Regions from separate parts of the Homo sapiens genome. Here region 1 is linked to region 2. Evidence: chromatin loops called from intact Hi-C (ENCODE). Cell type or tissue: heart right ventricle. All regions are shown on one strand.

What was found. Hi-C counts contacts between places; a loop is a spot of excess contacts. Peaks named below come from ENCODE experiments on the same cell type or tissue, not always from the same donor. Only the 100,000 strongest peaks of a DNase experiment are listed, where the experiment ranks them.
Region 1: a loop joins it to region 2, with 2.1 times the contacts of the local background. A loop is called at or near these places in 7 of 110 quality-filtered maps.

What each region holds. Positions count from the first base shown.
Region 1 is chr21:42,668,025-42,670,524 of GRCh38, reverse strand. The region is part of intron 1 of PDE9A (phosphodiesterase 9A); the gene reads right to left. Among named protein-coding and RNA genes, the nearest start is that of PDE9A, 16 kb to the right of the region's middle. RefSeq lists enhancers at 594-1,539, 1,540-2,486. In heart right ventricle, a CTCF peak has its summit at 1,286 (motif pointing right); no DNase peak of the experiment used is centred here; H3K4me3 peaks cover 819 bases; H3K27ac peaks cover 632 bases.
Region 2 is chr21:42,782,521-42,785,020 of GRCh38, reverse strand. No RefSeq gene overlaps it. Among named protein-coding and RNA genes, the nearest start is that of LINC01668, 3.8 kb to the right of the region's middle. RefSeq lists enhancers at 1,189-1,910, 1,911-2,500. In heart right ventricle, no CTCF peak of the experiment used is centred here; DNase peaks (open chromatin) are centred at 569 and 970; H3K4me3 peaks cover 863 bases; H3K27ac peaks cover 2,192 bases; H3K27me3 peaks cover 673 bases.

The sequences.
Region 1 (2,500 bases), 110 kb after region 2:
ATTGCCTGTGTGTGTGAAGGTGTGAGTGCGTGTGTAAGTGTATGTGTGTAAGTCTATGTGCAAGTCTGTGTGACTGTGTATAAGTGTATGTGTGACTGTAAGTGCGTGTGAATGTATGTGTGAATGTTTGTGAATGTAAATGTGAATGTGTGTGAATGTGTGTGTGGATGTGTGTGTAAATGTATGTGAATGTGTGTGAATGTGAGTGTGGTGTCTAAGTGTATGTGTGTGAATGTGTATGTGTGAATGTGTGAATATGTGTGTGAATGTATGTATGTGTATGAGTGTGAATGTAAGTGTATGTGTGTGAATGTAAGTGTATGTGTGTGAATGTGTGTAAGTGTATGTGTGCGTGTGAATGTGTGTGCGTGTGAATGTGTGTGTAAGCATGTGTGAGCCTGTGAATGTGTGTAAGCATATGTGTGAGTGTATGAGAATGTGTGTAAGTATGTGAGTGTGTGAATGTGTAAGTGTGTGTGTGTGAAGGTGAAACATGGTGCTTTCCTTTTATTGCCATGCATCTGTTGAAGCACCCACATTATCTTGGATCCTTAAAGCACACCTTGAAGGTGATGCTGGCATGCCCACCTGGTGCCAGGGCTGGCCTCTCTCTAGAAGGCACGGTCACACTGGGCTGTGTGTGCAGGTTCCCGGGCTCAATTCCAGCTCTGTCCCTCATTATCCGTGGCTGTGGGCAAGTTCCTGAACCTCTTCATTCCGTGCTGAGCAGCAGCATGGAGACCACACCAGGAGCCTCTATGAGACACTCGGCTCTCCGGGATGCGGTGACTTAACTCCGCTGGGCAGATTCTATCCCCATGTCACTGATGTTGAAACTGAGGCCCGAGAACATACAGCCAGCATGTGCCATTGCTGGGTTCCAGCCTCAGTCTGCTGATTCCAGGGCCCCAGATGAACCGCCAAGTGGGGTGTGGGTTGTCATTTTGACGCCGAGGCTCCGAAGCATGCCATGGCCTCCCAAGGTTCATCTCCTAATTTAATGTCCCTTCTCTTGGGCCCCGCACACAGGAACCTTCAATAAATGTCTGTTAAGTGGAAGGATTTGAGGGGCACGTTTGCCTAACATGGCATGAGTTAATCCAATTCAAATGTGGAGTGAAACTCAGTGGGAAGGAGAGAGACATCTAAGACCCCGCAGGCAGGGGAGGCGGGGATGTCAACAACAAACAGAAAGGTGGTGTGATGCGGCCGCAATTCCCAAACTGCTGGCAGCCACCAGCAGCTGGAAGAGGCAAGGAAGGGAATCTCCGGGGGAGCCTCTAGAGGGAGCGCGGCCCTGCCCACACCTGGATTTCAGCCCAGCGATTCAGATTTTGGACTCCATCCTCCAGAGCTGCGAGATAATCCGTTTCTGTTGTTTTAAGCTGTGGCATTTATGGCCATTTGCTACAGCGGCCCTGGTCTCTGTTCTAAGAGGGGTGGAATCTTTTTCGCAAGCAATGGGAGTCCTTGATACCGGGTGGGCCTCAGCGCGTGTATGCAATGGGGGAAACTTCAGGAGGGGATGGTGAAGGAGGCATTAACGAGGGGAGACACGGAGGGCTCAGCCGCTGGCCAGAGGCTGCAGAGGGAGTTGATGTGGCCCGCGTGGGACGTGGCGGGGGGTGGAGGGAGCAGCTCTGATAATCCGTGGGGAATTCCTCTCCCGACGGAGGATGTTCATGCGCAGGACACGGCTACCCAGACCGTCTGAACAGCCCTCCAGGTCACGCTCAGAGCTGCCTGGCCTGACGGTGGGATTTCAGGGCCCATTTCCCCCGCGCCGGCATCTGCGCGGATCCCGGGCCTCCGCACAGGGCTCATTTGTCATGACTGCTGTGCTCATCACTCTTGTCATTTTTCTGCGTAGCTTCGCTTTTGTTTTCCTCACTGCTAGTGTCTGAGGCCAATCTCCACTGTTATAAATAATGGATCACAGGGGACTGAAAATGCAAAAATCGACGAACCAAAAGAACAGGAAGTGTGCTGAGATGGAGCTCTGCACACAGGACTCTCACGGGGCATTTCTGAAGGCCTCTCGCCAGTTGCAATCTGCTTGACTCCTGGATACGCGGTTCAAGCTCGAAGCAACTCTCGCTGCATGAACATGACCCTTCCGCCACCCCCTCTCTGGGGCCTCACCCTTGTCTTGTCTTAATAATTCATGCTCACTTCTCCCAGGGCCTCTGTCTGTCTCTGCTGCATCAGGACTCCGAGTGGGAGCTAATGCAACCCTTCCCTGGAATCTGGGCTCCCTGGACCCTGGGGATGGCAGGAATGGGGAGGGTGGGGTAGGAGGTGCTCGGGGGACCCAGGCGGCAGCCCCTCTGGAGGATCACTGGGGGAGAGGACCTTCTCTCAGCACGCAGCCCCTTCGAGCCCAGTTTCAAGGCAGTATGTGAGAATGGTGTGGCTGGACATGGGTGAAAAGATTTAGAGGAAACCATGGGAAAGGGACACCCCAGCGGGGAGGCAGGGGAAGGCAGACAGGAGTGGAATC
Region 2 (2,500 bases):
GCCAGCCATGTGGCGCGCATGGGGCCGGGACACCTACCTCCTCCTGCCGTTCGCCTGGGCTTTTCTGGTTTTTGTACCCAAAGTGGGGAGTGGGGGTGGGGTGGACTGGGGGTGGGGTCAGGTGAGATGAGGGTGGGGGTGGGGTGGGGTGGGGATGGGGTAGGGTGGGCTGGAGTGGAGGTGGGGTGGGGTCGGGTGAGATGAGGGTGAGGTAGGGGTGGGGTGGAGTAGGGGCGGGGTAAGGTGGGTTGGAGTGGAAGTGGGGTGAGGTGGGGTGAGGCAGGGGTGGGGTGGGGTAAAGGTGGGGTGGAGTAGGGGTGGGTGGAGTGGGGGTGTGGTGGGATGAGGGTGGGGTGGGGTGAGGTGGGGTGAGGTAGGGGTGAGGTGGGGTGAGGTAGGGGTGAGGTGGGGTGAGGTAGGGGTGAGGTGGAGTGGGGTAGGGTGGTGCTGCAGTTTCTGACAGGGCAGTCAGGAAAGGCCCCGCTGCCAACTTGGTCCCCCAGCCAGGTGGAGGACAGAATCTGCCCCCACCCTCCCACCAGGATTTCCTGGTCCTAATTCCTGGAACGTGTGAGCGTTGGCTCCCACAGCCAAAGCAACTTTGTAGATGTGATTAAACCCCGGACCTGAAGCGGGGGAGGCTGTGCCAGACTGCCCTGTGGGCCTGTATCACCTCGGGTCCTTTCGGGAGGGCAGCAGAGGAGGGCAGGGAGAGGCAGTGGAGAGGGAACGAAGGAGAGGGGAGGGGATGATAGGAGCAGAGGTTGGAATGATGGGCTTTGAACCAGAGGAAGAGGCCATGGGCGAGGCCATGGGCAAGGCCACAGAAAAGGCCAGGATGAATTTTCCTGCAGGTCCCTGGCAAGGAAGCAGTCCAGCTGGCACCTTGGCTTCAGTTCTGTGGCAGGGCCTGTGGGCTCCTGACGCCCAGGGCTGTCAGAGAGGGAATCTGTGGTGCTCCGTCGGCAATTGTTACAGCAACAACAGGAAACCAGCGCAAGCAGAGACCCGGAAGAGAGGGGGGTGGAGGAAGGGCGGCCGCCTTATGCAGCTCAGGCGGGGGCTGGAGAGTGGGGCTTCTGCCCTGCAGCCTGGGCTCTCTCAGCCCTGGAGGTCCGAAGCCGCAGATCGCAGATCGGGGTGGGATGGTCGGGTTCTGGGGAGGGTGCTGCTCCAGGCTGCAGGCGGTGCTGCTTTCGTGTGCATCCTCACGTGGCGGAACAGAGCTTCCTGGGGTCCCTTTTGCAAGGGGACCAGTCTCACGCTCCCCTCATGACCTCATCACCTCCCAAAGCCTCCACCTCCTAATACCTCGGGGGTTGGGATTTCAACATAGGAATGTGTGGGACACACAGACTTCAGCCTGTTGTAGCCTCCTGGATCACCTATTACGGGAGAAGATGTAATAGGACATAGAGTTAACTGCAAGGGATCAGAATCCAGAATTTAAAAAGAACTGTGATCTGATTGCTGGGTGAGGTGGCTCACGCCTGTAATCCCAGCACTTTTGGGAGGCCGAGGCGGGCGGATCGCCTGAGGTCAGGAGTTCAAGACCAGCCTGGCCAACACGGTGAAACCCCATCTCTAGTAAAAATACAAAAATTAGCTGGGCATGATGGCAGGTGCCTGTAATCCCAGCTACTTGGGAGGCTGAGGTGGGAGAATCGCTTGAACCCGGGAGGTGGAGGTTGCAGTGAACCGAGATCTTGCCACTGCACTGCAGCCTGGGCGACAGAGTGAGACTCTGTCTCAAAAACAAAAAACAAAAAACCAGAAAAAAACCTGCGATCAACTTGGAAAAGACAAACTGCCCCAGCAGAATGTGGGCAGAGGCCACCACATCACAGAAGAGGAAGCTGAATGGCCAATGAGCAGATCAAAAATCAAAGATCAGTCTCATTAGCCATCAGAGAAATGCCCGGGAGCCTCGGGTGGGGCCCCCACGCCCACCACGGAGGCGTGACTGATGCTGGAGGTGACAGGGTGGTGACCATGGACCGACACAGAGGGTGGGGGCAGGGGTTTTACAGCTGGCTTGTAGAGTGGACAGGCATGAGGAGCAGGCATGGGAGGGCGGCTTGGCAGTCCTGACAACCACGACAGTGCGAAGGTTGAAAGGGGCTTAACTGTGAGCCAATTAGGATCCCCTGGTGACATTGAACAGGTTGTTACTATGGTGAGGTTGTTAATTTGATGGTTTAAAGTGCCCCTAATGCCAAGAAACAAATGACTAGAGCACAACTGTAGCAGGTTAGGGGTCCCCTGTGGGCCTCTCTGGTGACCCACACTAGGCATCACTGTCCCTCGTCTTTCTGATGTGGTGGATGGACAGCACAAATTCATTTTTCAGCTCCGTTTCTCAGGTGTAGGGCGTGTGAGATGCCTGGACGCGGTGGTATGGACAGTACTTCACTGTCCTTATGTCCATGGAGGGAGAGAAGGAGCATGCAGGCTGGCTCTGTGCCTGCGCCCACTCCCCACCCAGCCACGTCCCCAGGCT